Regions from separate parts of the Homo sapiens genome. Here all the other regions are linked to region 2. Evidence: chromatin loops called from intact Hi-C (ENCODE). Cell type or tissue: OCI-LY7. All regions are shown on one strand.

What was found. Hi-C counts contacts between places; a loop is a spot of excess contacts. Peaks named below come from ENCODE experiments on the same cell type or tissue, not always from the same donor. Only the 100,000 strongest peaks of a DNase experiment are listed, where the experiment ranks them.
Region 1: it touches region 2 in a loop (6-fold over the local background); 10 of 110 quality-filtered maps call a loop at or near these places.
Region 3: it touches region 2 in a loop (7-fold over the local background); 76 of 110 quality-filtered maps call a loop at or near these places.

What each region holds. Positions count from the first base shown.
Region 1 is chr7:30,445,073-30,447,572 of GRCh38, forward strand. It overlaps NOD1 (nucleotide binding oligomerization domain containing 1), which reads right to left. Exons shown (of 14, transcript NM_006092.4): 8 at 1,895-1,978; 9 at 1,069-1,152. Among named protein-coding and RNA genes, the nearest start is that of NOD1, 32 kb to the right of the region's middle. RefSeq lists a silencer at 767-926. In OCI-LY7, a CTCF peak has its summit at 973; a DNase peak (open chromatin) is centred at 939.
Region 2 is chr7:30,274,901-30,277,400 of GRCh38, forward strand. All of the region lies in intron 2 of LOC124901607 (a long non-coding RNA gene), which reads left to right. All of the region lies in intron 1 of LOC105375218 (a long non-coding RNA gene), which reads right to left. Among named protein-coding and RNA genes, the nearest start is that of ZNRF2, 8.4 kb to the right of the region's middle. In OCI-LY7, CTCF peaks have their summits at 101, 1,379 and 1,606; DNase peaks (open chromatin) are centred at 974, 1,391 and 1,791; H3K4me3 peaks cover 1,325 bases; H3K27ac peaks cover 2,248 bases.
Region 3 is chr7:30,409,916-30,412,415 of GRCh38, forward strand. No RefSeq gene overlaps it. Among named protein-coding and RNA genes, the nearest start is that of LINC01176, 20 kb to the left of the region's middle. In OCI-LY7, no CTCF peak of the experiment used is centred here; a DNase peak (open chromatin) is centred at 1,466; H3K4me3 peaks cover 1,299 bases; H3K27ac peaks cover 2,408 bases.

The DNA of each region.
Region 1 (2,500 bases), 170 kb after region 2:
GACACAGGAAGGGGAATATCACACTCTGGGGACTGTGGTGGGGTCGGGGGAGGGGGGAGGGATAGCATTGGGAGATATACCTAATGCTAGATGACACATTAGTGGGTGCAGCGCACCAGCATGGCACATGTATACATATGTAACTAACCTGCACAATGTGCACATGTACCCTAAAACTTAGAGTATAATAAAAAAAAAAAGAATCTAAAAAAAAAAAAAAAAAAAAAAAAGAATTGAAGGCAGTCCTTGAAGAGACATTTGTATGCCCATGTGCACAGCAGCATTATTCACAACAGCCAAAGCATAGAAGCAAGCCAGTGTCTGTTCTTGGATGAATGAGTAAACAAAATGTGGCATAGCCATGCAATGGAGTATTACTCAGCCTTAAAAAAGAAGGAAATCCTGGCGGGGCACGGTGGCTCACGCCTATAATCCTGACACTTTGGGAGACCGAGGTGGGTGGATCATTTGAGGTCAGGAGTTTGAGACCAGCCTGGCCAACATGGTGAAACCCCGCCTCTACTAAAAATACAAAAATTAGCTGGGATTGGTGGCGGGTGCCTATAATCCCAGCTACTCGTGTGGCTGAGGCGAGAGAATCGCTTGAACCCAGAAGGCAGAGGTTGCAGTGAGCCGAGATCATGCCACTGCACTCCAGCCTGGGCAACAGAGCGAGACTCTGTCAAAAAAAAAAAAAAAAAAAAAAAAAAAGGAAATCCTGTCCCATGCTTCCATGTGGACGAATCTTGAGGACATGATGCTAGTGAAATCAGCCATCCCCAAAAGGCAAATACTGTATGATTCCACTTACATGAGGTAGAGTAGTCAAAACCATAGAGAGAGTAAGTAGCAGGGTGGCTGCAAGAGGCAGGGGGGAGGGGGACCGGGGAGTTATTGCTTAATGGGCACGGTTTCAGTTTCGCAGCATGGTGAAAGCTCTCCACTATCTCTCCCCGACAGCGAGCCCCAGTGGTCCTTCTGGTGTACTGATGTATGAAAAGAACAGCAAGGCCCGCCCCCCACACACACAGCAGGTTGTACCACATACATCCATCCCCTTCTACTCACCCAACCTCAGAGATTGATTTGCTGTTCTTCACAGCCAGGGCGAGATACTTCCCTCCTTCACTTGTTATTTTGTTTTTTCCCAGTCTGCAGAGAGAGTCACACACAGTCAGCCTCCAGCTATGCAGGGGCTCCAATGTGGGTCACCCTCCTCCCCAGCACAGAGCCCCTTCCAGCCCCATCTTGGGAACCGTACACTTTCTTCTGGGATCCACAAGAGCCATGGCCTGGGCCTCCTGTCAGGGAGGGAACTGAAGCCCTGAGGACAGTCAGTCAGGGTTCCTCTCCAGGAGATGGTCCACAGTCTCTGCAGAAGCTCAGGGACCTGAGCCCTCCCTGGGGTCCTCTAATTGACCTCAGCAGCATCACTGACTTCCCTCGGGAGACCTGGGAGGTCCCACTTTGACTGCCAAGGGTCAAGGTATGTGGCCACTGTCAGGGCAGGACCAGAGGCTCCAAGCCTGGCGCACTGTCACCCCCTGCGCAGGGCACACCTACAGCAGGGCAAGGGCCCAAGCTCTTCCTTGCAACCCGACAGGAAACTCCCTTGGGGCAAAAAGACCACCAGAAAGGGTGAGAGTTAGTCCTTTCTTCGGCCTAGTAGTTAATGAAATCAAAATGCCAACCTTTCCCCCTACCAATAACGGGAGGCCCTTCCAGAATCCAAGCCTCACAGATCACACAGAGGTATCTTTACTTGACCAACATGGCCCTGGGACAAGTGGAAGGCTTTAGGATGAAAGCTCTTTACTGTGACATTTAATCTTTGAACAACAGAAGGGGGTGATCAAGAGAATATACTAAGGAACCTGGTGCCTACCCCACTTACTTAAGATGCGTGAGGCCTTTGCATTCATCCAGGATTTTGGTGACGTACCTGGCTCCGACATCGGTGATCTGGTTGTTGTATAAACTTCAAGAGAAAGCACAGCCATGAGACTTTCTGGCTCCTGATGTCATTTTAATAGCCCCTGTTTTTTGAAGCATATGGTGTCTACTGATTTCCAAAGTCTGGGTTGAAAGGGGAACACACAGGCACCAGAGTTTAGGGCTCTGAGGTCTCACAGCTCAGGTTCAAAACCAGCTCCACTACTTTCCCCAGCTTTATGGCCTGAGACAAGTCACGTTACCTCTCTGTGCCTCAGTTTCTCCATCTGTAATACAGAGGTAATGATGATAGTCCCCTTGCAGGGTGGTTATGAGGATCTTAGGACATAACGCAAAGCCCTGGTGCATGAGTGCTCGGTGACTGGCAGGTGATGGGTATTTACAACTAAGATTACATTCAGCGTCTTGAGAAGAAAAGATTCTGAATATTAAAACTTCTCGATGTCTACCTTTCAGCCATCTCACCGCTCAATGCCAATTCAATAGTACAGCAGATGGAAGTTGAAAGGCAGCTAAGCTCAGGCTTCCAGGGTTCCACAGCCACACA
Region 2 (2,500 bases):
ACGTACTGAAATGCTATGTTTTACCAGAGAAATTCTAGGTCATTTCTAATGCCTCCCCAGAATGTCAATGAATCACTATTTCAATTGATTACAAACTCTAAAAAGTAAAAACTCATCATTTTCAAAACCTTTGAATTTGCTGTTTGTACAGGTCAGGTCTGGAGTGCCTTCCTAAAAGTTATTTATTTTCCCCTTTTTCGCTTGCTTCACAGAAGCAACTGAATTCTGTCAGTGTTTTTAGCTCTCTCGTATATTTCTGAGAGTCAAAACTGCCTTAGGAGGTTTTTTGTTTTTGTCCTTTCTTTGCTAAGTCTGTATGTTTTTAATGCAGCACATGTTATTTTCTTGTCTGTATGATTTGCTTGAAGGTTTTGATATTTACATATTATGAAAGAAAATGTCCAAAGTGTATAAAAAACACATTCCTTGTAAAATCTGATTATTTCCTAATGTTCAGGTCTGTTTGTTTCGATGTGGAGGTTGTAGAAGTTTTTTGGCATTAGTATTCTAAACAGTTTAGTATTTGTTCATGTGTACATTTTGCCTATGAGAACGATGTGAAAACGTATCTGCATCCAATCATTTGATCAGTCCTGCAAAAGCTTCTTCCATTCCTACTGTTACTGATGCTGTCCAGCCTTCATTATTTTTTTAATTGAGGTAAAATAGACGTAACACAAAATTTACCATTTTAACCAATTTTAAGTGGTTTAGTGGCATTAAGTACATTCATATTGTTGTGCAGCCTCCTCATTCTTTTTCACCTGGGTTACTGCAACAACCTTAAAAATGCAGTCTTGCTTCTAACTGTGCCGCCATTAAGGAAGGAACTAGAAATCGTATCTCTGCTGACTTATTTTCATTGGTGTATAGAAGAAAAATGGAAAGACAGAAGAAGCATTCTCTGTCATTTCTTCTGTACCTTAGACTTCTGAGTTGCTGAAAATGAAATGCAGACAGTGTTCTCAGGGCCTAAAAAGGACAAGTACCTGCTGTACTGGTTCCATCCCCTGCTGCAGATCATTCCTTGCTCAGGACATTTCAGCCCAAGCATTTGTTCTGAGAACATATAGAAAATAAAAAAATTCACTTGGCATTAAAGGGTCTGGCCACTGCAAGCACAAAGAAGCTTTTAGCAGTAAATTCTATAGCTTTAAAATGTGCTGAAATGATCATTTCAAAAATTAAGAGGCAAAACTCTTAGATGGCCAAACTAAGTTTGTAAGTGAAACATAAAGAAGCCTGAACTGCTTTGGCCCCCACCAGGGCAGCTGAAATTGGCTGGTGTGCACTGAGTCTTCAAGCCCTCTTGGGGGGCAGTAGATGCATCAGAATTGAGGAGCCCACTGCTGCAAATAGCTTCAGTTGGAGCCTTTGGCAGTGCAGTTTTGTATCACTAGATGTCAGTGTGGACTTTCCCAACCTCCGCCTTCTTGCCTTTGCAGGAGGTGGACTAGACATCACTTGGGGGCCTTCCTCAAGTCCTGGCAAACATAAGGCTATTTTCAGAACTGTAATTTCACCAAATATTTTGTCCACCTACATATATTGACTTTTAAGAGTTCTAGAAAATACAAACAGAAACTTTGAACCAAAGGTTGTTCTTTTTAATGCTGTGCCCTTCTAATCTCAATGCTTACATTTGGAAGCCTGCTTACAAGGATGTTCCAAGGCCAGCAATGGAAAGTTCCATGCGGTTCTTTTGACAGCAGCATGCTAGCCCAGATACCTGCAGGCCTAGCTTCAAGAAAGCATGGCTCCCTACACTACCAGGGCTCAGGAGTGAGGGCAGGAAGTCAAGAAGAAGTGTATGTGATTAATGCCGGATGTGGTGGCTCAGGCCTGTAATCCCAGCACTACAGGAGGCCGAGGCGGGTGGATCACCTGAGGTCAGGAGTTTGAGACCAGTGTGGCCCACATGGCAAAACCCGGTCTGTATTAAAAATACAAAAATTAGCCGGGCGTGGTGGCACACACCTGTAATCCCAGCTACTCGGGAGGCTGAGGCAGGAGAATTGCTTAAACCCGGGGGGAGGAGGTTGCAGTGAGCTGAGATCGGGCCACTGCATTCCAGCCTGGGGGACAGAGCAAGACGCTATCTCAAAAAAAAAGAAAAGAAAAAAAAAGAAAAGTATATGTGATTAGCCACATAGGGATTTAGTGGCCATATTTATCAGATTTTTTTTCGAAGTAGTTTGTAATCAGCTGCCTTCTGAAACCTTAAAGAATAGTCATTGTATTAGTTTTCCCATTGCTGATGTAACAAATTATCATAAATTCAGTGGCTTAAAACAACACAAATTTATCTTACTGTTCTAGAGGTCAGAAGTCTGAAATGGGACTTAAGTTGACTCACCTAAAATTGAGGTGTCAGGAGGGCTGTGTTCTTCTTGGAGTCTCGGGGAGAATCCATCTCCTTGTCTTTTCCAGCTTCTAGAGGCCACCTGCATCCCTTGGCTGGTGGCCCTCTTCAGGCTTCAAAACCAACAATAGCCTTGAG
Region 3 (2,500 bases), 140 kb after region 2:
GCGTACACCCCATTGCTTTCACAACCTCCTAGCAGGTCACAGTATACAGTTTAAGAAACACTGGCCTGTCTTGGGGTGGGCCCTTACCTTGTATTTCCCAGCTCCACCTGTGCTGTGCTCCTCCTTGAGTTCTATGATCCAGTTTTCATGGCCAGGCTCCTCGGAGCCATGGGGCCTTGGCCCATGCTGTTCATTTACTGAACCTCACTGTCCTCCCTGCAGATTGTGTCCTTGATTTCAAGGGAGAACGGTACGCCTATGATAGGCCCTGAAAGCCCTTGCACCTTTCCTTGGGCACTCATCATGGTTGCAGTTTGGCAGTTACCCACTTGGTGGTTTGAATAAATATATCCATCTTCCCCACTAGACCGTATGTGCTGCGAGTGTAGGCTCTCTGCGTGTTTTTAGTTCACTGTTGAGAGAGGTGATCTGCCCTGAGTCCTGAGCATCCAGCACATTCTTGCTGGGTAAGCACACAAGGCGAGGCCCTGACCACTCTACTCAGACTGCTTCTCAGCAGACATTATGTTCGCAGCAGACAACCTTGAGGATAAAGTAGTAGCTCCCTCCAGTTCGGAGAGCAGACTTGCTACTGCTTGCTATAAAATGGCAGGCTCCTCAAGCTCAGTGTTCTTCAGCTGCCATGCAAAGCCACTGTATGTGTAGCATCCACCTGTGCCCCAGCACACTGTCTTCGTGGGCTACGGGGCACAGGGGCTGATGCAGACATGCTCGTGCTCATGTTGTCTACTGTTCTGTCGATCATAAAGTCCTGTGCTTCTGACCCAGGAGGCTTGCGTCCTGTGCCAGCATCCACAAAACAGTAACAGTCTAACTTACTAACTTGCAAGTAGGGTAAAAAGTCCAGACATGACACTAACCATTTCCTATCAGCCAGCACAGTACCTGGCCTAAAGCAGATGTTCAGTATTTATTTGTGAAACAAATGGATGGTTGGATAGATAGAAAGTAGATGGACTTTGAGCTCTGCTTAAGGTGTTGCAGGGATCAAACCCTTTCAGAAATGCCAACCATACCCTGGAATGATTCTGGAACTGTGGGGAAGACAATTGAGGAGAAATGAAGATTATCTTGACCTGAAGTTTCTCATCCTTTGTGTTTCTAAGTAGAGTTTTTGGATCAGCCAGCTCCTCTTCTGATATTAAACTATCTGACATGGGTAGTCCTGTGAGACAGTTGCGTTTTATTCTGAATTGCCTGAATGAGTCTGATGTCCCCAACACCTAGCGAAGCTCAGCAATGATGCATGGGGTGGGCTGATGTGGGAAGTAGGCAGCCCGGAGTGGCAGAGGCCTGGGTTCTATTTTAAAAGGGAATTCTGGGTATCACTGGGTCTCTTAGAGGGGGAGTTAGGGAGGGGGAACTGGAAAGTGAGAAAGGGAAGTTTGCACAGCAGCAAAGCCAAAGTTAGCCTCAAGTTCTCCCCAAAGGCCAGGTGGCAGTAATTCGGGACATGTTGCAGAAATTCATCTCTGAAGCAACTGGGACCAGAAGGCTTCAGGCAACAACTGTCCCTGCTAGGAGGGCCTGTTCCCCTTTCACAAACAGCACTGCTTTTCCTAATATAAGCACAGTTCTTGCACATAGATAAAACTGTCTTTAGGATAGAGTGAAAAGAGAATAAGAATGTTAAATTTATAACTATTAAGATGTATTGAAAGTTGAATAATGTGCAGAAAGCAAATCGCTCTACACAGAAAGAGAGGGTGATAGAAGGGTTCTTGGAGACAACAAGCATGAGAAGACTTATCTAGGGTTTGATGAGATTTTCAGTAAGAGCTTTATCATCCCCACAGGGGCAAAATTAATTCTTGGGAGACAAAAAGGAACTTAGTTATTCGATGGTTTGTGGCCTTCAGAGGGTTGCAGTTGTACATAAACAGAAACACAGTATATCAGTGGTATTAAAATTTCAAGATGGGAGAGAGATTGGGGAAAATATCTAAAATGTCTCCTTACAGGGGTGATAATGAGAAGCAATGGACTAGAGGATTCAAGTGGAAGAGTCTTCATCACCCGTGAGTTCTCCTGGGAAAGTGAATTGGAAACAAGCTAAGTGCATTTTCTCAGCAGAAGGAAGATCTTACACATCACCTAGTGAATATCCAGTTGGGAATCTGAAAGCAGCAGTGGGCAGGTGAGCTGTCCCCACAGCTGTTCAGCAGGTGATGAGCTTACTGGCTCCAGGAAACGTCAGTGTGCTTAGGATGCAGCTGATGGCCTTAGGCACCAGGCCAGTCCTCCCTGGACACATCAATAGGATGGTGGCAATAGAGGGTGGAAGTTAAGATTCCAGGAATTAGCCCACCCACGTCCTTCCTTGCTGTTCTATTCTGTTCTCATCTCCTTCCTTCCTACTCTCCTCTCCGGCTCACTCATTCATTTTTGCTGCAGGCAGGGGAATCAGGAGCAATGTTCATCAGTGAATGAAAGGAGTGCTGGAAAGAGAACCAAATGCTGACATCAAAGAACCTTCAAT